Regions from separate parts of the Mus musculus genome. Here region 2 is linked to region 1. Evidence: chromatin loops called from intact Hi-C (ENCODE). Cell type or tissue: heart. All regions are shown on one strand. Links, peaks and the distances in the headings refer to the core of each region. The heading gives the core; the rest is flanking DNA.

Region 1 (12,106 bases), core at 2,322-10,321:
AAAGACACATAGTAACCATTAAAGATACTCTTAATTAGCATTGAACCTCCCCTGGCTCCCACTCTCTGGAGCACAAAACTAAGCCAACTAGATTGTCAGATGTTTAAGGAAGCTGCAAGAATCACAGTAGATTTAGAAATAACATTTAGCCTTGAGCAGAACAAGGAAGACACTTTTCAAGGCTTCTCCATCAATCTCTTTCCTCTGCCTCAGTCACACAAAATGTCATCTTTTAAAAAATTGACTTCTTGTCTTGCCACATCACCCTCCTCTGGGGGAGCTTTGATAATGCTGGCTGACTTTCAACTTACTAATGTCTTCCTAAATCTGTTTTGACTGTAACTGCCAGAACACTGTGAGAAAGAAAGTAAAAAGGATTTTTAAAGGGGGGAATCAAAACACAGGGTTGTGGAGCCCCGAAAGTAAAGTGAAGCAGACAGATGATGTGGGGATTCTGTTTCAGGGGTGAGAGGGGAAGAGAGGAAGGAGAGAAACAGAGACAATATCAAGAAATAGGAAACAGTAGCAGTCAGAGAAGCAGAGTGTGGAAGAGTCACACAGTAGAAATAGAAACTTAAACAGAGTTATCCACAAAGATCTCCTTGGTTACAGAGAATGCTGGGTGTCTCCATCTCTATCATATCACCCTCCAGCGGACAAGATGCAAGTGCTATCTCTGTTCTATGTGAGGACCAGATGCAAAAATTTTCAGGAAAACATCAATGTGCTAAAACATAAGAGCATTGTAAAAAAAAAAAAAATCTCCCCACTCAAAGAGAAGAAAAATAATCCTGAAAATGCAGACTGGCCCCAAGAGGGAGTTAACACAGAACAGGAAACAGGAAGAGGCGTCTTGTGCCTGATAGGAAACAAAGACTAAGTTATTATAATACCGTGTCTCAAAAGAGTCTGAGAATATAACTTTAGTTTCTGTTTTATAGTGCTCTTCATACATTTACCAAAAGTAACGTCTCCCTGTGTTTAACATCAGATAATATCTGCCATGGAAAATAATAAGCATTTGGATATCATTCTTCTGCTCACTTATAGCTATTCTTCGAAAATCCAATCCTATAATTACATTTACTTTTTGTTCCTTTAAAACCCTTAAAGGGGCCGAGGGTATCGTTAAACATAGAGCAATTGCTGAGCATGCTCTGTGCTAGGTATCTAGTAATATTAAGTAAGTAAATAAACAAAATACTTGATATTCATAGCCTGGACGATCTTGAAAGAGATTAAATCAACATAGCCTTTCTCCCCCTTTTCTGTTATTTGTGAGCGAGAGGTCAGAGAACAATTTGCAAGAGTCTCTCCTTCTACTGTGTGGGTCACAGGGAGGGAGCTCAGGTCATCAGGCTGGGCAGCAATTAGGACTGTGTAATCTTTACATCAGCTTAAGACCGAGTTGGTTGCTGTGTGTAACTGTGTCTAAGGTTGAGATGAGGTTTAGAGGGGAAGTCTTCTGAGACAAGTGATCACAGTATCTCTACTTCACCATTAGATAACTATCTTCAGGGCCACATAGAAGTTCCATATTTTTAGTATTCGTTTTGATATTTTTATTTAGAAGCTAATGAGAAGGCTCAGCAGTTAGGTAAAAGCATGCACTGCTTTATCACAAGACCTAGTTTCAGATCCCAGCACCAACCTTGGGCGGCTCACGAATGCCTGTATACCCAGGTCCAAGGAATCTGGTGCCCTCTTCTGGCTCCCATGAGCAAGTGCATATAGGCACAGACAAACACACACACACACACAACATACACAACACACACACACACATATCTTGGGCTGGATAGGTAAATGGCTGAATTTGAAGCACATACTGGTCTTGCAGAGGACCTGAGTTTGATTCCCAGCAGCCTCACTGAGCCACTCACAACTACCTGTAAATACAACTCCTAGGGGATTGGACACCCCTGGTTTTCATGGCACCAGCACTCAGGTGGCATACCAACATGTAGACATGGACACATAATTTAGAATAATATATCAATTTGAAAACAGTAAAACTAATTCTTTTAAAAATATTAATGTGTAAGTGCCTAATAAATGTATTATCCGGCTAACGTCCAGCAAGTCCCTGGCTTTTGTGCCTCTCCCTTCAAAAGCCTCTGTCCCATCTTTAGACTTGCCTTAACTGCTGTAGACGTCTTTTGCTTTGAGATTTTGTATGGTTGTGTGAGTGCCACTTATTATTCCACCAAAACTTTCGTTTAAGAACCTGTAAAATGTAAGGCTCCAGAAAATCCAGAAAATGGCCACTCTTCTGGTGAGATTTACACCGTGGGTACTGCAGTCACATTTTCCTGTGACGAAGGGCACGAGCTGGTGGGAGTGAGCACCATCACGTGTTTGGAGACTGGCGAGTGGGATCGCCTCAGGCCGTCCTGTGAAGGTACGCTGAGAAAATGGCCATGCTCACTGGACTGGGTGGTTCTAAAAAGACGAAATCGTTGGTGCAGTAAGCTCCAGGTCATGCCAGTCTTTGTTCTGAAAGTCAGGAATCAGGCTCAAGTTTAAACATGACAAGGGGATAAAATCTGGAAGCCATAAGCTTTCAGAGGGCTTTGCACAGTTACACCACACTTTTGGTCTCTCCTTCCAGCCATTTCCTGTGGTGTCCCACCTGTTCCTGAAAATGGTGGTGTTGACGGGTCGGCATTCACATACGGCAGTAAGGTGGTGTACAGGTGAGTGTCTAACTTTAACGGTGTAGTACAGTAGTTAATAGCATGCCAGCAGTAGTGGAATACCAAGGAAAGGTGAAATAATCCCAGAGGGATATATATATAGGATATATATAGGATATATATAGTGTATGCCCCATGTGTGCAGTTGCCCATGGAGGCCAGAAGAGGGCATCAGATCTCCTGGAGCTACAGCTCTGATGTAGATGCTGAGAAACAAACTCTGGTCTTCTGTAAGAGCAATGTGCTCTCATACATATGAACCAATGCTCATACACACAACATCATACACTCACACAAGTTTAAAGTGTGCAAAACAAAGCTATCCGTATCCAGTCATTTGCCTCTGTCTTTTCCAGGTGTGATAAAGGATATACTTTGTCTGGGGATGAAGAGTCAGCATGCCTTGCTAGTGGTTCCTGGAGTCATTCCTCTCCTGTGTGCGAGCTAGTGAAGTGTTCCCAGCCTGAGGACATAAATAACGGCAAATACATCTTAAGTGGGCTCACCTACCTTTCTATTGCATCGTACTCCTGTGAGAACGGATACAGGTAAGGGGGCGAGGGGGCACCTGCCCTGCTTCCTACAGTCTTCCCGCTGTTCCTAAGCTTGAGTGAATGAGCTAGCTGACTTTCAAACCAGGTCTATAAAAATGGGGATGTCCTAAAATGTGTGTGCTTCTTGGAGCCTGGCTTACAGCGAATGTCAGGGAGACTGTCCATCTGTGACTCCAGAAGTTCTCACAGTTCAACCGCTGGAGCGTTCAGACTCTAGAGAGGAAAGACGGGTTGGTTTGCGGAGCACAGCATCATACCTGAGGAAACGCCTTGCCATGGATCGTTTTTGTTTACACAGTTTATCAAGATGATATTTATTAGTGCAAGAAAGCATGGAAGGGTCTTAATTCTGTAAGAAGTTCACTTGTGTGTGTACACACACATACATGGATGTGCATATGTACGTGTACAGGTGCATGTGTGTCAGACTGTGCCCAGAAAGGCAGTCATCAGGTTCCACAGTGAAACAGATCGAGTGGATAGAAGTAAAGAATTAAGAGCCAGTGGGATGGCTCAGAGGATAAAGGTCTAAGCCTAATTGGGGGGTGGGGGGAGAACTGACTCCTTTAAGTTATCTTCTGACCTCCACACATTCCTCAGCACCCACAACCACAACAACAAAAGATATTTTTTTAAAAAAGAACTAATCAAGACTGTCAGAATAGGTGGGTAAGCCATGCCATGGGTATAGGGTTTGTAAGGTCAAAGGACAACCAGAGGTCAGAGTCATGAGCAACAAACCTCAGGTCCTGGAAGGACAACGCCTTTGACCTCAGTGACTCTGATTACCTGTCTGTTCAGGTATCCAGCTTCCAGTTGGGTAATAATTAAGCTATTAACCCTTCTCATCCCAGTAACTTGCCAGTCAGAAGCTCTGGAGTTCCCTCTTTACCGATAAACACATTAGACTTGAATTCTGCACCAAGTGGTTGTTGTCTTTCTTTACCCATTCATTATTTTAAATGGTCTGGCTGGTGTAAATTTCTTTTACATTCATACACATCAATACAATGTGAAGAACTGCTATTTCGTGCACAAAAACTCAACATTCAGCCTGTATTTTTCTTCCAAGTTCTATTTCTCCATGGAGAAAGTGGCCACCCAGTGAGAGGAGCCACCTGAGCCCTCTCTCCTATCTGTAGTTTACAGGGCCCATCCCTCCTTGAATGCACAGCTTCCGGCAGCTGGGACAGAGCGCCACCTAGCTGTCAACTTGTCTCCTGCGGAGAGCCTCCAATCGTCAAAGATGCTGTCATCACTGGGAGCAACTTCACTTTTGGGAACACAGTTGCTTACACATGCAAAGAGGGGTAAGTAAAACCTGTAGGGAGGGGAGCATGGAGCATCAAGGATAGAAAATGAAACTCCCTGACAGCCAAGACAGAGAGCTTCCTGGTCTTATTTTCTGAGAGCAGAGAGGAGGCAGGCTTCCCAAACAATAGCTCCCTGGAATGTACTAATTGTTAAGATTCAGACAAAGAGCAATGCAATACAAAGTATCTTTTACTTTAACCAAGAATGTGGGAAAGTCATCGAAGCAGGTGTGTGTCTGTCTATCACCCACCAAAGTCATAAGAATGGTAAGTCAGCAGGGGAATATATATATATATAAATATATATTGGTATTTGGCAAAGCAGGAAACGCATTGCAAATGATTTTAACTTGTAGCCTCATCTGATGGTCAGGAGAGCCCTGAGGGCAAAGCCGCAGGTTGATACATACCTGTGATGGCCTGTTTAGTATCTCAGGCTGCCAAGGCATTGAGTGTGGTCCAACTCACCCTCTGTTGTGGACACTGTGTTTCTTCTCTGTCTACACTTTCTTGTTACTAGTTTATCATCCCTGGCGTTTGCACACTAGAGTGCTCCCTGGATTTCTGCCTCAGGTGTGTGCCCTCGGAGAAGCAGCGTGTCCTCTCTGTGACTGGAATGTCCTGTAGTAGTGGTTCTCAACTGTCCTCATGCTGCAACCCTTTAATACAGTTCCTGAGATTGTGGTGACTCCAACCATAAAATTATTTATGTTGCTACTTCATAACTGCAATTTTGTTACTGTTATGAATCATAACATAAATCTCTGTTTTCTAGTTGTCTTAGGTGACCCCTGTGAAAGGGTTGTTGGACACCCACCCCCCACCCCCCCGAATAGGAGTCGAGACCCACAGGTTGAGAACCACTGTCCCAGGTCAAGTTAGTTCCCTAGAGGCTGATATTTGTGAGAGAACAAAGACTACAATGAATAACTTAGCAAAGGGCAGGGGGCGTCGATGAAGCCAACAGTGAAGCTGTTAACTGGTGCTGGAGTGAGGGCACGCAGGAGCTGGGCTGTCAGAGAGGATGTGTTTCATGTCACCAGCCCAGACTCTGTCACCAGGACCACGTGGTGACATGTTCTTGAGGAGACCTCGAGCCTCAAACACTGACATAAGAACTTTCTGATGAGTTAAAACAACAGCAACAATAACTTCAGCATTGTAATACGATTATCATATGAAGTGATGGGCCCCTGCTGTCCACCCATAATACAGGAGGGAATTGTCTGCGGCGGTTGAACAAGTGAATAGTCATTTCAGCCACAAATGGCAAATCACTACCCACTTGTAATTTTTTTTTTATGAAAGACAAAAATCAACTATTAAAAGACAGTCTTCTTTTTCTACAGTTCAAACTCTTGATGATAGAACAGAAAGCCCTTTGAGGAAACCGTCCTCTCCTCCGGGCGCTGTGGGAACAGCCTCACAGGAAACAGAGTTTCTGTCCTGTTCCCTTGCCTTCTGACCACATTTTTAACAGTGCCTTTGAACTATACAGAAGTAAAAAATAGCACAATGCCCTGTTTAAGATCACCTGTGCTCCCGTTGCAGAGATAGAAGCTTAAGTTAAGTCTTTGCTATGATTAAGTAGTTTTATGAAAGGAATACGATATGAGAGATTCTCCTGGAAGCCAGCCTCAATGCCTGTCTGCAATTCTCATGTTAACAAATGCCCGTTTTGTGGTTACTACATACATGTTTTCATAGGCAAATATACTTTTAATTTACCTGTTAGTGTATATTTGTACACATTGCCTCATTTAAGAAGTGTCATTTAAATCACTTCTCTCTTTTAAAATAGTTATTTTATTTTTAATTATGTGATGTGGGGTGTGTGTGTGTGTGTGTGTGTGTGTGTGTGTGTGTGTGTGAATAATCTCTCTCAGATACGTGCTAGTCAGCTGGACTACTTTTTCGCTGGTATAAAATATGCCTGTATAAGAAGGACTCATCTCTGGGCTGGGGAGATGACTCTGCAAGTAGGGTTCCTCATGAGGACTAAGTTCAGATCTCCAGCACCCAGGTAGAAAGCCCAGCAGTGTGGCACTTATCTTAACCCCAGTGCTGAAGGAGACAGAGACAGGAAGATCTTGGTGGCTCCTTGGGCAGCCAGTCTAACCAAAAGAACAAGTTCCAGGTGTAGTAGAGAATTGTCTCAAAAAACAAACTGCAAAGCAATTGAGAAAGACCCCTGATGGTGATCTCTTCACTGGATACACATGCATATGCACGTATGTGCACATGAGTGCACACACACACACACACACACACACACACAGGCACCACAGAGGTGGTGACATGTCCTGGAACCTCAAACACTGACATGAGAACTTTCTGAAATCCTGAATTAAAACAACAGCAATAACTTTAGTGTAATGTGATTATCATAAGAAGTGATGGGCCCCTGCTGGCTATCCACAGTACAGGAGGGAATTGTCTATGGTGGTTGAACATGTGAATAGTCATTTCAGCACAAATCCCAAATCTCTAAATTACTCATTTCTCTACAGTACTACACTAATGTGCTCCCACTTTATTTTCTTATAAAAGCAGAGTTACACCGAGTATTCCTGTCTGTTTCCTGGAACATATAAAATAGGATATCCCTGGCCTAGACATTGCAAGCTGTAGCTTGGGTCGTAGAATATTCGTATTTTTAGCTTTGCAAGATAGTAATAAGTTACCAAAATGAAAAGTGACCTTGCTGGCCCAGATAAGAGGTGTAACTTACATGTGACTGCCAGCAGGTGGCGACAACACCTTCAGTCAAGAAGAGGTGAAGCGTCCAATCATAAACAGTTACCTGGAATTCCAAATCTAATTGTTTAAAACGCACAAATGAAGCGAGCGTGGGAAGATTGTAAGAGCCAGCAAGCAGATTAGGGAGCTGGTTGTGATAGTAAGTCTCCTAGAGATGACAGGAAACTGCACCCATAATACTTCAACAATGTGGCCGAACAAAAACAATACCATTACTCGCGCTAAAGCAGAAAGCTAGAATTCTCACAGGGTCCACCCCCAGACAAAGAACTGCAAGCAGCTAAAGAATTCTGAATGAGGGAGAATTAGTCTTACCAAGGGGTGAGCCCCCTCATTGGTCATCCAACACCAAGTGATCCTCCCTGAAATCTTACATGCAATCAACACATAATGGGCTCAGCAGGTTGTGTTTGCATATTTGTGCATAAACATGTAACAGGGGGCCACCAATCTGAGAGAAAACAAGGCAGGGAGACGTTGGAATGACCAGAAGGAGGAAAGAGAGGGGGAGTAAACGATGTAACTGTTTTAATTTTTTTTTTTAATGATACTTTTAAAACTGACACATGAACTTCTAGAACTTATACTCATTAATGGGATATCACCTAATATGTCCATACATGTGTACACAGTGCCATTTTTCCACTAGGTTAAATGTGCCTACCTACTCATATATTTGCAGTTTCTTCCAAAATTATTTCCTGTAGCTTATTGACATGTGCACAGCTGTTACCTGCAGTCTCAACTTCTACTCCTGTGTCCCTTTAACCTAGTGCCCTCTAATCAGCCTTCCCTCTGCTCTTTCTGGTGTCTGATCCCTAGCATCCCACTCTAAGCTCCAACCATAGCTGCTTATTAAAACCAGCAGGCTAACAGTTTTCTTCCAGTATCTCATTTATCAGAGCTCTACTCTTGCAAGTGCCTTGTCTGTGCTGAACCTTTCACGGTGGAAACATGCCTGTTGTCCTGGCTAGTTCTACGTCAACCTGACACACGTTTGAATCAGCAGAGAGGAGGGAGCCTCAATTGAGAAAATACCTTCACAAGATCAGGCTATAGACAGCCTATAAGGTGTTTTCTTATTTGGTGATTGATTAAGGAGGTCCCAGTTCATTGTGGGTGGTGCCACCCCTGGGCTGGTGGTCCTGGGTTCTATAAGAAAGCAGACTGGACAAGCCCTGAGGAGCAAGCCAGTAAGCAGCACTCCTCCATCACCTCTGCATCAGCTCCTGGTCACAGGTCCCTGCCCTGCTTAAGTTCCTTTCCTGACTTCCTCTGGATGATGAACAGTGATACAGAAATGTAATCCCAATAAACCCTTTCCTCCACAACTTGGTTTTGGTCGTGGTGTTTCATCACAGTGATAGTAACCCTAAGACACCTAAGTATGTATTGCCATTTCAGAGTCTCTCCTTACAGAAAAAAAAGGCTTCCTGTGTCCACAACAAACCCTCATGATCTGGCTCTCTGGACTCTTTTCTACCAGCTACCCCAGGGCCCTCCCCTTTGCATTAATTTATTGGTTTGAAAGGTTTTGCATACAACTCGAGTAGTATGGATTCTAACGTGAAGCCTGTATCAGGTACAGATCTGTAGTTAGCAGCTGCCTCATTTTTCTACCCAGCATCTCTGCAAACACAGCGATGGACGAGATTTTACAAGTTTGCCATGTTAACAAACCTCCTTCCAGGATGTGGATTCCTGCCAGACACTCTGTTACTAATTCAGTCTGAGGCTGTGTTCCTTTTCCTCTCTGGTTCCTTCCTTTGTCTCGTCCAAAGGCAACCCGGGCACTCACTGGCAAGCTTGCTTTGCTGGCTTCAATTTCTGTCTCATGTTGAAGACATGGAGATTTCCTTTCTGGTTAGCCCAGCTATGCACTTAAATTGATTTCTGTTATACTTTATCAAGTATTATAGAGAAGATTTGCAGATTATGTGGTAGCCAGAACCAGGAATCTGTTCATGTCCTCTTTCTCTCTTTGCCATTTCTATTTTCCTCCTGGAGTCTTGCGGAGCACAGCCCTAGCATCTTGTTATATTAAGAATAGAATCATTGTATCCAAGCCATGACTTGTAGGTAATGTGGATTGCCTTGCTGTCTCCTTTTCCATCCAGAACTCCTCCCTGGGGCTTGTGTAGCACACCCCTGGCAACTTGTTCTGTTAAGAATAGCAACATTGTATCTAAGTCATGACTTCTAGGTAGTGCGGCCTGCCTTGCTGTCTCCTTCTCCATCAGCAGCTGCTCTCAGACTCATGAAAGTAGAGTTTTTCTCCTTTCGAATCTCAAGTCTACCGTCCCTCTGCCCTCCATACTGTATAAGCCACTCACACCTGAACATACATGAACATGCAAGCAGTCTTACTGTTGTCTCACTATTGCTATTTTAATATGATATAATATTTTATTAGTTCTTTGAGAATTTCACACATGCATATGGTGTAATTTGACCATGTTCATTCTTCCCCACAAGTCCTCTCAGGTCCATCCCTACTCCCTAAGCCCTCCTCCCAACTTCATGGCCTCTACTTTGATTTGATTTTCACCACCCACTGAGTCCAATTTTCGCTGCCCATGCATTCATGAGTATGGAACTGTTCCCTAGAGCATGGATCACCTACAGGGGACCACACCCTTAAGGAAAACTGTCTCTCCTTCACCTAACTCTGTCAACTGTCAATAGGGATGGATGCTGGACTGTGGTTGCTGGGTTGTTTGATTGATTTAAAGTTGTATACTGCCAGTGAGCTTTGATGAAGCCTCTCCCTGAATCATGGGAGCAAGATACATTCTCAAGTTTACAGCAAGGAAGCAAGAACTTCAGGAGACCAGTGTAGAATGACCAGCGCCAGGACAGGAAAGAAACAAGCAGCTCCATCCAACTCACCAACGCAAATTTACCTTTCACCCACACATTTAGCTTTTGAAATTTTTATCAACACCCTGAATGCTAGAAGCAGGTGCTTCAGGCCAGATAGACTGGTGGCAGTCTCTCTCTCTCTCTCTCTCTCTCTCTCTCTCATCCTTAGGTTGACATTTGTTGGTATAAAACTCAGAGGTGTGGAAGGGTTAATGACATCATAAAAACCTCACCGAGTTTTCCTCTTTTGATTCTTCTCACGTAGAAGCTTCTAAAGGGAATTACTGGATCTATTAAGACAAGAGCTTTGATCTTCAATAGTTGTTATGAATTGAAATAAGATTAATCACTGCTGCTTTCTATTATTCTCATTAACCCGCAGCTGTTTAATGAGCGGCTTTTGCCCTTTTAGAAGGGGACAGGATGCTGTTCTCAGGAGCTCACTCATAAAGCTCCCAGGGCCCATGCTGGTTGGTAAGCTTCCTCTAGGTGTGGGAATCCAACTACTGAAACCTCGAATCGAAAAGGAGTCTGCCCGTTACTGAAGGATTCCTGTGTATTGCTGGAGTCCTAAGGCATCCTTTCGATGCAGATGGACTACTTCCCCAGGACATAGGGTGTGTGGCTGATTTTTAATAAAAGTATTAAATATTGTCCCCGAGACCTCTTGACCAAGAGTTCAAAGGTTACAAAGAGTTGAAGTGAGTAAACCTTCATCTTAGGTTGATACCGAATCCAAGTTTGTCTCACAGCTTAGACGTAGCCCAGTTTCACATTCTCTCACTTTGGTGAACAGCAGTTACAGGAATATGCTATCAACTATAAGATGCTTATTCTCTGAATGACCCATCAACAAGATAAGCGAGTAGGAGATGTCCCCTATAATTCCAAATACACTTCCAAACTTCTGACAGAAATAAATAGTACAAGCAATTTGATGTTTTAGTGATTAAGTAATGGCTTATGGTTAATTCCCCTAGATGTCATTTAGGGGAATATATATCCTTTTTATCATTTTAAAATTCTAACCTTTTTCATAGTATTTATCTTTGTTTATCACCTAACCTGTCTTCACTTGAGTACAGTCTCTAGTGATGCAAAGCCCTGACCTTCTGGCACTTGGGAAATTACAGAGTCCTCAGGATCTCCATTTTAGGCACAGGGCATAGACCAAATATGTATCTTACAGTGTCACACTGTAACTCTCTGTCTGCCACATTGTGTGCAAATGAGACAGCTGCAAACAAGCACTACACTAATACAGCATCTATGCCCGGAGGAAGGTCATGTATGAAGAGGAGGCAACATCCTGTATGAGGAAACACATGTTAACTGAAATGCATAAAGAAAAACAAAAATCTTAATCCAGACCTGGGGGAAGGGGAACAAAGATTCTAAAATTGAATTCTTCACTTTCAAATCTCTTTAAACTGTGTTTTCAGTGGCCATTGCCCACTCAATTAGAGAGCTGCTTTGCTGTTAGTCTTTCATCGAGGAGTAGTTGGTGGAGAGTTATCGTAAGGTCAAAGATCAAAGACCCCAAGTGCTTCCAAATTATATAATGTAATCCTCACGTTCTCAAAATGCTCTGTGGAATAAGGAAGATTCTAGAGACAGGTGCTTCTGCCTCAGACCACCTGGAAAATCTTCATGTACAACGAATTCCTGTAAGTCAGGGCTGTCTAGGCCTGCACATATGAACTTCAGCCAGTGAACAATGTCAGGTACATCAAGGGGTCAGGGACCAGGATGACACATGTTTCAAAGTATGTGAATGATTCAAGTTGTGCTGTAAAACACCAGGAGCCTCAGTAAGATGTTCTACCCAGGACATGTCCTATGCAGGGGCACTCAAATCAGCAGGCCCAGCCTGACTTTTTAATAAATTTGCTCACTAAGCATTCTGCCTGTGGGTGCCTCC
Region 2 (12,106 bases), core at 2,768-10,767, 120 kb after region 1:
ATACTTTCATTCAACTACAGTTTCTTTTTCTTTTCTGTTTCTCACATTTAGGGTTTTGCTTTGTTTGGGGGGCATTAAGGATGGAACTCTGACTCCCATATTGATCAAGTAATCAAGTAAGTGCTCTACAACTAAACTAGTTCCCTGATCCATGGCTTGTTCCTGTTGTTGTTGCTTTCCTTTTCTTCTTTACAACAGGGTCTCCTGCAGGTGAGGTTAGCCTCTAACTCAGTAGGTCCTGGAAGATCACCTTGAACCTCTGCTCTTCTTGTGTCAGCCTCCCAAGTGGTAGAAGTTTAATAAGAGTATACTGCCACACATGGCTCTGTGTGTGTGTGTGTGTGTGTGTGTGTGTGTGTGTGTGTGTTTCCAAGTTAGCAATTATGAACTCAGACATAATCCCCTTAACTTGGCAAACTTAACAACTTTATATGACCATCCTCTTTGAGTGCTGTATAGAATAGAGATTGTCTTCAGTAAAACCATGAGGGCCTCATTTCTGACAAAAGTTACTTAGGATCCTTTTTTAAACTGTTTCATCCCTTTATTTCCCTCTTACTGATAAGGATTCGACTAGAAGTATCCCACACATGAAGTATTTCTTCAGTGGTTCCTACAGTTTGGATCTGACAGGTCTCCAAAGGCCGATGTGTTACAGGTTTGGTCCCCATCCTGAGATACTGGTAGGAGGTAGTGGAACCTTCAGATGTCACCTGCTGTCTCTCTTTTTCTTTTCCACTGCTGTGACAAATGCCTGACAAGAAGCAGCTTAAGGGAGGAGGAATTTATTTGGGCTCTTTTGAGGGTGCAGCCCATCACAACAGTGGAGGTGGCTCTGATCCATGGTGGTAAGAGCACAGGGCTGCTGCTAACATCTGGATGCATCAGGAAGCAGAAAATGGTGAGATTCTTGTGTTCCTTGGGCTCATTTTTGTCTGAGTCCCTAGCCTAGGGGATGACCACCTACACTCAAGTCATTTCCCTTAGGAAATGTCCTCACAAACACACTGATAGGTATTCCTCACTAATGTGCTACATGTTTATTAAGCCAGTCAAGTTGACATTCAAAATTAACTGTTACACCGGATGTAAAGGAAGTTAGGTGGGGGTCCACATGCTCCCTCCTCTCCTTCTGCTTCCTGTGTTCTATACAGTGAGTGGCTTTGCTCTTCCACATGTTCCCTACTATGGTGATCTATACAACATGCATAAAATCAAGAGTCAGCCATGGACTGAATCTTCTGAAAACCAGGAGCCAAATACAACTTTCTTCTCTGTGTCATTTATTCCTGTTATTTGTCTCAGTGCTAGAGGTGACTAACACATTGTGACCCACTAACAACTCTGTGACCCTGGATTTAGGGTAAACCTGGCAGAGCATTTACTTAAATCATATCCATGTAACATCCTTATCTTGTTTAAAGCCACAATCATAGCTATTCAAAGTTTATCTGTGTGCTGTCTAGTTTTGTGTCAACTTGACACAGGCTGGAGTTATCACAGAGAAAGGAGCTTCAGTTGAGGAAATGCCTCCATGAGATCCAACTGTAAGGCATTTTCTCAATTAGTGATCAAGGGGGAAAGGCCCCTTGTGGGTGGGACCATCTCTGGGCTGGTAGTCTTGGTTCTATAAGAGAGCAGGCTGAGCAAGCCAGGGGAGGCAAGCCAGTAAAGAACATCCCTCCATGGCTTCTGCATCAGCTCCTGCTTTCTGACCTGCTTGAGTTCCAGTCCTGACTTCCTTTGATGATGAACAGCAGTATAGAAGTGTAAACCGAATAAACCCTTTCCTCCCCAACCTGCTTCTTGGTCATGATGTTTGTGCAGAAATAGAAACCCTGACTAAGACAATCTGCTCTACAATCTTTCTTCCAGTTAGCCATGTTTACCTTCTATGTGGCCCTCCATGTTTAAATGTATCTCATCTTTGTCACATGTCAATGTGTTTTCCTGGCCTTGAAGGCAGTTTCTGTGCCTAAAAAGATTAACCAAAGACTTTACTTTTATGTTATTAATTATTGATGGTATAATTTGTGCCTGTAATAAAATATATCCACTTGAATGCATTTTTCCTTGAGCTGTAGAAAATACATAGGCCTATATTACCAGCTGTTTCTCTGTTCCTCTCTGTGGTTCCCAACCTGAACAATAGAGATTTTGCATTGTACCTATAGACTGACCTATTTTACAACTTCCTATAAATAGCTCTTAAAAGCTTCAACGTCTGGCATCTTCCACTCAACATATATGAATGTTCATCTCTGACTGTGTATGTAATAAGCAGCTCACTCCTTTTTGTTGTTAAGTATTCGACCCTGAGGATATATCACCTTTATTATTGTTTCATTTAATGGTGGAAATTTGAGTTGTTTGGGACTCTGATGAGCAAGGTATTAGGAATATTCGTAGGCAGTTCTTTGTGTGACTACATTCCAAGTTCTTTTAGGTAAAATCTAGAATTAGGATTACCATGTCACGTGGCAAATGTGTGTTTTGCTTCATTTGAAAACAAAAACAAATGCATGTGAAAAACTGTTTCCCAACATAGTTATGATAGCTCACATTCCCATCAGTAATGTGTGAATACCAGCTAGTCCACAATTAGTGTGTGTGTGTGGGGGGGGGGTGATTCTCTCCCTCTACCTAAAATTTAACCTAGTCTACTGAATGTATATGAAATCTCAATGTGGCTTTAATTTGAAATTGCTTGATGGCTAATGATATTGAGCAGCTTTCTGATCAATGCATATTAACTACACACACACACACACACACACACACACACACACACACGGCTCCTCCCCCCAACACACAGACACACACACAAGAAATGTATGTCAAGCTTTTACTTGCTGCTTGTCTTACTGAGTTGTAAGAGGCCATTACATATTCTGGATTAAAGTCTTGTTAGATGCATATATTGATCAGTCTTCCCTACTGTGTGATTTGCCTTGTCACTTGTTTTTAGACAAGGACCAATAGTTATTAGTTTAAATAATCCATGTTAGTTTCATTTTCTTGATATGACAATTTCCCACTGGAATATATATCCTTTCACAGATCTCTGCAAGACTTTTCACAGCTCTCTGTTAGATAGAAAGCACCCTCTCTCTCTCTCCCTCTCTCTCCCTCTCTCTCTCTCTCTCTCTCTCTCTCTCTCTCTCTCTCTCTCTCTCCTCTCTGCCCCTGTGTGTGTGTACACATTTCTGTCTAGGTGCATGTACATGTAATTTTCACCTTAAAATAGTTAGCATTACTAAGAATAGGCACATGCCTTTAATCCCAGCACTCAGGAGGCATGAGTAGGCAGATCTCTGTAAATTTGAGGCCAGCCTGGTCTACATAGCTAAGGAGGATTGCATAGTAAGACTATGTCTCAAGAAAAAGAAAGAGGAAAAAATAAAATAAAATAAAATAAAATACTTAACCCTGAAAGTATGCTATCTTAGGTGTAAATTAGTTTTAACATCTAAAGAGTTAACATTTAAAGTACCATAAATGGAGTTTATAACCCAGTATATTAGGTTTCTTTTCTTTTTTTTTTTTTTTACTGGTGACCCAAGAAGTGCTAACGGACCTATGGAAGAGCTTGACAATGGTGCTGGTGTCCTCTGAACAGAGCCTATGAATCACCTCCTCGAACTTTCACCCCTACCCCTATCCCTGTTTAACGGGAAGGATAATATCTGCAGACTCAGGGCCACTGAAAGGAACAGCAAGACACGCCCAGCTCCTTCGGGCAGCAATGATCGTCTCTACACGTCTGTTTGTTACTCTTCCTTCTACCCCGCTCTATGTTACTTTCTGATTCAGTTTATGTCACTTCCCATTTACCTTCAACCCAACTGTACTGCTAGACAAGTTTTTAAATTTCACTTATGCTGGACTCTTGATAAAAACCTCAAGGTCAAGGTTGATCCAACTGTAATGGACCTGACGGGCTGTTTTGCCAAATCCAGATTCCAATGCTCTCTGTCTTAAAAGGCCATGCTTCTCTGAGTCTATCTCAGAGTGGCTGAGGACTCTGCTGTGTCACCTAGCTCCCTTACTGTGCCGTGAAACCTGAGAATCACGAGAGGAAGACCAGTTCCACAATTTTTGAGCCAAATTTGAAGCAAGCTTTAATTAAATGTTGGCCAGGAGGATAGACTCTGGCCAGGACCATTCTGAGATTCCCAGAATACAGCAAGGAGTTCCCTTTGCAGAGGCATAAAAAAGCAAACCCATAAGACCACCATATTTCCCAACAGGTTCAATCTGGAGCAAGCATATTTCCTGCAGAGAAACTGAAGCCTGGGCTGCCTTTCGGTGAGAGAAACATCCCACCAGACACCGACAATTAAGATAGATGGTGTTCCTGTAATGGATAGCTTTAGGACCCGGAAATTTGTTCCTATTTAAATCCATTTGAGCTAGATTTCGTTGCAAATGGGAATAATGGAGTCAATTCCTCAAAGGAAAGACTTCACATCCTCCCCTCTTGCCCCGAATTGGTCTGAACAAATGAATTCTCCATTTCTGGTCTCACAAAATTCCTCTGCACACCACTGTCCAAACAGAATTGTCACTTCCTTACAATTAAAATTCTAAGGACCATTTTCCATGCCGCTATACACAGGGATCTTGCTGAAGGACAGGTTCAGCTCACATCTTTCCACTGTTCAGGAGAAAAAAACAAACAAACAAACATCCCTTTTCCTCTGAGACTCATGTTACAGCATCTGTGGTTTTTAGTTTGGTTTTGTTTTCTTTTTTGCCAACTTCCTGATTACTCAAGACTAACACCTGTTTTATAGTCGCCCCATCCACCCCAGCTCTCTGCCCTCGTCTCAGACAGATGCCGTTCAGTATAACAGCCTGTCGCTGTTCACGTGGTCGGTTCACAGGGTGCTAAGCAGTGGACACATTTCTCAGCTCGTTACACATACAGTATTGTAACTCAAACCTTCAGCATACGGTGGTATTATTTTCATTTCGCAAGGGAACCTGGGGCACAGAAAAGCTAAATAAACTGCCCTAGAGAGACAGAGCTACTTAAGTGGGGATGCAGACAGGAGAGCTGGCAGAGCTGTGAAGAATCTTAACACTCACTCTAACCTCCCAGTTCTTCATTCTCTTATTGTCGATATCCCCCACATTTACCCATGTGTATTGGTACTGTACAGGTGCCAGGGAGTCATGCCTTCCTAGCAGAATCAGTGGACATCTGAGGGTCTGTGGAGAGGTGCCAGCTAAGGGAGGAACCCTTCCAAGTTCTACAGGTCAGTGTTTGACTACCAAAAAGCCAGAAACCTGGAATGTAGCTGGACTGAAAAGACCCGACAGCTGCAAAGAGAATTAATAGATTCTGCTCATCTGCCTGGGGTTCCTCTCTGCCTCAGCTGTCCTAAAGGGAAGGCTACTGCCTTTGGGGCAGCATCCACCCGCAGTCTAGGGCTATGTTCAGAACACTCCCTCTTGTCTACATCCTCACTCATTACTTGAATTCCTCAGCCCTTCAAAAACATCGCACAACTGGTTCTGGTATTTTAAATGTTTTGAACAAGGGAAGCCAGTGGGTAGGGGTAGGGTGGCTGAGACACAGTTTCATTAGCCTCCCGTGCTTCACCTCGATGTAGATTTATCTAGATCGGCTCTCCAAATGCAGGCTTGGTGAGTTCCTCCCAGGATGCTGGCTCTGTCCAGTCTCCACCTCAGCTGCTTCACCAGAACATACAGCGGCACTCTTGGGGCTGCACAAAGCCACCTTAAGAATCTTAGCTTCTTCCACCATGCCCTGTCCTCCTGAACATCACCTCAGTTATCATTGAAGAAGACTCTTCCTGGCGTCCTCTCCCAAGGCGGAAAAATCTCCTCAAAGCCTATACTGTCATTGTAAATACAAGGCAGCCAAACTCAGCAAGGCCCCACAAGGCACCACGCAAGCTTAATTAGCGCTCGCGATGACTATAATTAGAATAATTCATTGAGTGCTTCCTTATGGGCCAAACGCTGTCCTCAGTCAGTTTTCAAGCCCTTAAATCCTTCAAGACAATGCTGGGAGCTAGACTATCCGATCTCTATCATGCCTACATGTGCATGGGGCACAGAACAGGGCTCTAAACGGCTCTGTGCCTCTCCCAGTAGCAGGTTCACCTGTTAAAGTTAAGGAATAGGAGAGAGAGAGGAGAAAGAAGCGGCAAAGAACTACCCAGAAAGTTGGCGAGGACGCGCACTGAGACACTTCCTGGTCATCGTTACTCAGCACTTTGAGTCGAACTGCAGCATGGCCGCCCTAGTCTAAGGATACACCTCTGCCTGGGCAGTCCTAGGGACTGTCCCCAGCCCCAATCTGGAAGTATCTGACTTAGGTCTAGTTTGGGGCATGGGCAGTGTGATTACAGAAGGACTCTACGGTGTGAGAGAGGACCGTGATCTACCCCGGCGCTGTTCGCTGTTAAAGTGCCCTTGAGGCAGCTGGAAGTTGGCTCTTAGGGGTAGCTGCCGCGCGGCGTCTGGAGCCTGGAAAAACCCGAAGCTGCTCCAGGAGCCTGTGCTAGCTCCGCCCCTTATAAACTAAGGTTCTTGTTCGGCAGCTTAGAGTGGGGCGGGGAAGCCAGGAGTGAGGCCAGCGCTAGGACAGTCCCCAGGCTGCACTAGTAGCCGACTCTGGCTCCGCCCCCTGGAAAACCGCCCCACCTCTTGGGGGCGTGGTCTAGGCGCGGCCTGCCCAGGCGCCTTGGCGGACGCGGGAGGCGGGAAGCGCGTCCCCGCCGCGCGTGCCCGTCCGCCCCGCCCTGCTGCGCTCCGCCCTATTTCTATAAAGAGAAGGCGGGCGCCGCACTCGGTTGCAAGCTCCGTTGGGCGCCTTGGATCCATTTCCATCTGGTTCTGCTGAGACGCGTGTGGCTCCCTCCCCGCAACAGCCAAAATGGTGAAGCTGATCGAGAGCAAGGTACGCATGCCCGGGCGCCGCGCACATCCCGCGGTGCTGAAGAGGACACTCTCGGTGTCCCCGCGGGCTTAGCGGCCCAGGGCCTGTGTGCGCCCTCGGCGGTGGAGCATGCCCTGGGGGAGGGGACGAGGGGACCCTGGAACGCCGGGTACGGGAGATGCACTCGTGGGCAGCACCTGAGTCCCCGGAGCTGCACTCCCTACCGCCAGCCCAAATCTGGCGGAGGTGAAGAGATGGACCGGGGTCCTCCTGTGACACTCCCCCCTTCCCGTGCCCCAACTGAATCAGGATTTAGGATCTCTAGGAAAAGATGGAGAGCCGCCACTTCTCGAGTACGCGGTGCCACACGCCGCGCGGGTGTGTTGTACTGCTGGGCTCGGCCTTAGTTTCCCTCCATCAGTGACCTGCCGCCTAGAGGACACAGGCCAGGTCGGTGCATGAGGGTGGGTCTCGGGTCCCAGTTAAGTACCCTCGGATCGGTACCCCAGGTGACTACTAAGGAGAAAGGTCCAGGCCGCGCCCGAGAGACTCCTCCTCCTGCGTCGCAGGGCGTGTTTCCGGCAGCTCTGGCTTTGGAATGACTCAGTCCCCAAAGTCTGGCCCCGGGGCCTCGCAACCTTAAGGTTTCAGTGATTGACCCTCCATAAGTGGGCTTTGCTGGAACCAGGGCTCTCCCCCAGGGAGTAGTCAAGTACAAAGTCCTGCCCTTTGGGAAAAGAAAAATAATACCCAAGGGAAAAACTGTTACCATATTCGAAAGTTACTGAGAACCAAAATATCCTCCAGATTGGGAAACCCAGAGCCTGTTACACTGTAACTATTCGGGGAATATTTATAAAATGAAAAGTGAAAGGAGGTTGGGGGTGGAAATTGATGTGTGAAAGACTGGCTCACCCTTAAACTAGGAAATCCGTGGAAGACAGGTCCGCGCCCTCCAGTTTTGAGCACCTGGTTGGGTCTCAGTACAAAAGTTGGCTCACCCACTACCAGCCATATTAGTCCCAGCACCCAGTTGGATCCTTATCTGTTTAAACTGACCTACTTATGGAACCTTTGCCATTCCAATAGGAGCGGTGTACATTGGTGCCAGGAAACCAGTTACTCGGAAAAAGCTTGGGCCCCAAAAGCCTGCTACCAAGGCTCTGATCGGAGTCGCCCAGAATCAGAAGTTAAACTGAATACACATAAATTTCATGTGATGGGCTTAAGTTGATTAATTAAACTATGTAAAATGTAGCCTTATTTCTGACGACTGTGTGGGTAGTTAAAGGCCCCTGGGGTCAATCTCCACACAGGAGTGGAATAATAGGCTATGATATAATGGCTCAGAAATCAACAGTTGATTTGCCGTGTTTATCTTTAAGAATAAAATTATTCCTTGAACTACACACACACTTTGCTCAGTGCTTCACAGACCACGTGTTAGACCAAGGCGTTGGCTCATGCCTCTAATCCCCAGCGCTCAGGAGGCTGGGCTGTCTCAAAAAAAAAGCAAAGAACACTTTGTTATTTGCTGAATATGGTTTTGTTGTTGGGGCTTTCTGTTTCGGTTTATATTCACATATAGGGGTGGGGCATCCATTGGCAGTGGTCAGAGGACAACTTGAGAGAGTTGGCTCACTTCTACCTTGTGGGTCGTGGGTATTGAACTCAGTTCGTTGGTCTTGGTGGCAGGCACTTTAATGTGCTGAGCCATCTTGCCAGCCCCTGAATTGGGTATGTTTGAGAAAAGAGATGATAGCATCTGCTCCGGTCTACTCCGGGTGTGTTGTTTTGTCTCCAGGTTATTGGTGTCAGTACTGGCGACACTTGCCAATTGTGGTTATTGGTTTCTAGAGCTAAAAATTGTGATGTGCTTCTTAGTAGATAATTTTGAATACTCTTCAAGCCAATACAGATCGGCAGAAGAAAACTTGTTTTGCAAGTTTGCACATCCCTGCCTCTGTAATTGGTGTTCACTGAAGCCCGAAATTAGGATTGTGAGCCGCATTTTCAGTATTTTGAGTAGTGTTGCTTGGTTTTGCCTCATAGCTTTTGGGGGTAAACCTTGAGAGTGTTTGAGATGCAGTTTGCCCTGTTTTGTCATGTAATCTCATCAACTGGGACTCAGGTCCCAGCTAAGGACCCTCGGATTTGGATCGGTACCCCAGGTGACTGCTAAGGAGCAAGGTCCAGGCCGCTCCCTAGAGACTCCTCCTCCTGCGTCGCAGGGCGTGTTTCTGGCAGCTCTGGCTCTGGAATGACTCTTTTCTTATTGAGGATCAATCGTGGTCCAGATGTGGGTGTCATCAGAGCAGCCTGCCATACCACCTTGACCTGTGTCTTACAATAAAGAATAGGTGCTGTGGCCTCTGATAATTACATAAGGGGAGATTTTGTAAGAGAATTATCTGCAACAACCAGTGGTGGTTGGGAACAGTGGTTTCCATTGCTCTGCCCGCTCTTCACACCCAGACATGGATTTGATGGGCAAGTCTGACTAGACGTCTCTGGAAGCTGTCGTAGCCATTCTGTAGTGTTCTCAGAAATGACATGTGATTGTTTTCCTTGAAAGAAAAAAAAATGTGAGATAGAAATTAAAAACCTAAAAACTGTATCCAGGGCCAAAGAGACGGCTTAGCAGATAAGAGGATTGGGTGTTCTTCCATAGGGTAGGGTGGGGCTCAATACCCAACACCAACATGGTCACTTATACCCATCTCTAACTCCAGTTCCAGAGCATCTGATACCCTCTTCTGGCTTCTTAGGACACCAGGCACACAAGTGATGTACATAAATACATGCAGACATAAACACTGATACTCATAAATAAATAAATGCAAATATAAGAAACAGTAAATATAAATTAAAATTAAAGTAAGTATACCCCCATGAAAATGCATTAGGTTTTAACTAGGGGTGTGTGTGTGGTTATAAGATATTTACTTTCCTTTGTTGGACCAGATATAATATTCTTAATTTGTCTTAGTTTTTGCTAAATAATTTGACCAGCATTTTTCCCAGAAGGAAATGTTGGCTTCAGATACAACTTGTGTGTGTTGCTTTGATTCACTTTGTTGCCCCGGTTTGGGTTTTGGTCACTCTCCATGACTAATGGTGGTTTGAATGAGTCCCTGGTGACTAGACTGTTAGGTTCCTAGGGTTACAGTCTCAAGGCTTTTAGTAAATAATTCAGAGAGGTTGGCAGTGAGGGTTTGTTTTTTTTTTTTTTTAATCATTTTTGCTGGGGATTTCATATGACAGAATAATTCCTTCTTGAGAAACCAAAACTTGGATTCATGTAAAGAACAGAGTTTTGATCCATAGGGCAAAAGCCAAAGGTGGATAAACCAGAAAGATCCCAACTCTATAGGCCCTGGTTAAAGCACACAGAAGGGGCTGGAGTGCTGGCGTGGTGGTTAAGAGACCCTCAGGCAGTACCCACTACCCATGGCTCCAGCTCTAGGGGGGATCCCAAGACCCCTCTCGGCACCAGCAGATACACACACAAATTAAATCTTAACACAGCAACACACAGGACATTATGCTAGTGATGAGCTGAGTAGGAGACTGCTCTCCTGGACTCTGCCTTGGGGTCAGAGGTTTTCCCATGTTTTACTCTAGACAAATACGGTAAGTGTTGCCTTCATTTGACCCTTGGTTAAGTAACTTGTGACTTCCCCATTGCTTAACTGTGTCTTCTTGTGGAGCTTCTTCAGTTTTTGAGGCTCCTTTCACCAACCCCCTAAGAATCCACTATCTATCACAGAACTGATTTTAAAGGGTAAACATTTTTACCACAAATGCCTATTTCCCTTTCTTGTATTTAGTGTAAATGTTGGTTATGTGCTAAGGATGTAACTCAGAGGCAGGTGCCAGGCCCTGGGTCCATACACCACCTCAGGTTAGGCAGTTCGTAATATCTTATACATATTCCTGAAGACTTGAAGACCAATACACTCTGCTTATATCACCTGATCAAGTATAATAATGCCAACTGTGTGCAGGATTCCTTTCAGGCCACTTTATGTGGTTGCTTTGGATTAAAAGATAGGCCCGAAGAGCCGAACCTCATCTTTTGTACTTAATATCTCTTTGTTGCTGATTTGCATGTTTGCTTGGGTCTTTTTGGAGGATATGGGGGAGGGGGGGTCCTCACTGACTGGCCTGGAACTGGCCACTGTGGTAGACCATGTTGGCCTCCAGCGTGAGTGCTGGGTTTAAAGGCGTGGTGGCACCTGGCCACATCTCACGGAAAGTGAAAGTATATGATGTGTAACACAGGTGTTTCTTTCTCCCTCTGCAGGAAGCTTTTCAGGAGGCCCTGGCCGCCGCGGGAGACAAGCTTGTCGTGGTGGACTTCTCTGCTACGTGGTGTGGACCTTGCAAAATGATCAAGCCCTTCTTCCATGTGAGTGGAGTAGCAGTGAGCTTTGAGGCTGGGTGGTAGACCCAAGCCAGAGAAAAGGATTGAAATTAATGGGTGCGAGGAGTTTGCTGTTTGCTTTATTTTATTCTCCTGTGTCATTGGCTTAAAAGTAGTACTAGCATGGAAACTTACGTAATATAGTTCATTGAGGACAACTTTGGGGAGTTTTGTTGTCTTAAATAATTTTGTCCCCTGCCCCAGGATCTCCCCCCCCCCTTCCCTGATTTGATACCTGGGCCTAGTGTGAAATTCGGCCTTCAAAGTTACAGTGCCGAATTACTTTACTCTTAGGAACACTTGACTGAGAGACAGCTGTGTCCCTGGCGCTTGCTTCATCTCTAGGCTGAATTTTTAGACCTGGCTAGTGAGATTGCTCAGTGGGGGAAAAAAAAGACACATGGCTCACCCTGCCAGCCTGAGGATCTGAGTTTGATCCTCAAAACCCACCCTGGAAAGACAGAACCAGTTCCCAGAGGTTGCTCTCGGACTTCCACATGCACCTGTACACATTTACATCAATAATAATGCAATAATAAATAAAATAAGTTCTTTCAAAATAAGTGTATGGAGCTGGAGAGATGGCTCAGTGGTTAAAAGCACTGGCTGCTCTTGCAGGGGACTTTGGTTTGGTTCCCAGCACCCAAATGGGAGAGTCACAACCTTCTATAACTCTTGTGGGGTGTTCAGCGCCCTCTTCTGGCCTTTGCAGGCGCCAGGCACACCCATGGTGTACAGACATACATGTAACCAAACCACCCGTATGC

What was found. Peaks named below come from ENCODE experiments on the same cell type or tissue, not always from the same donor. Only the 100,000 strongest peaks of a DNase experiment are listed, where the experiment ranks them.
Region 2: a loop joins it to region 1, with 2.5 times the contacts of the local background. A loop is called at or near these places in 12 of 42 quality-filtered maps.

Annotation. Positions count from the first base shown.
Region 1 is chr4:58,075,105-58,087,210 of GRCm38, reverse strand. It overlaps Svep1 (sushi, von Willebrand factor type A, EGF and pentraxin domain containing 1), which reads left to right. Exons shown (of 48, transcript NM_022814.2): 33 at 2,225-2,401; 34 at 2,612-2,696; 35 at 3,053-3,244; 36 at 4,393-4,560. Among named protein-coding and RNA genes, the nearest start is that of Gm35402, 47 kb to the right of the region's middle. In heart, for the core only: CTCF peaks have their summits at 4,456 and 7,305 (motif pointing right); no DNase peak of the experiment used is centred there.
Region 2 is chr4:57,951,015-57,963,120 of GRCm38, reverse strand. It overlaps Txn1 (thioredoxin 1), which reads left to right and starts at 6,710. Exons shown (of 5, transcript NM_011660.3): 1 at 6,710-6,934; 2 at 11,220-11,324. The coding sequence starts at 6,911. Gm35344 (a long non-coding RNA gene) reads right to left here and starts at 6,678. Exons shown (of 3, transcript XR_881303.3): 1 at 5,609-6,678. In heart, for the core only: no CTCF peak of the experiment used is centred there; DNase peaks (open chromatin) are centred at 6,630, 7,460 and 7,960; H3K4me3 peaks cover 3,331 bases; H3K27ac peaks cover 2,836 bases.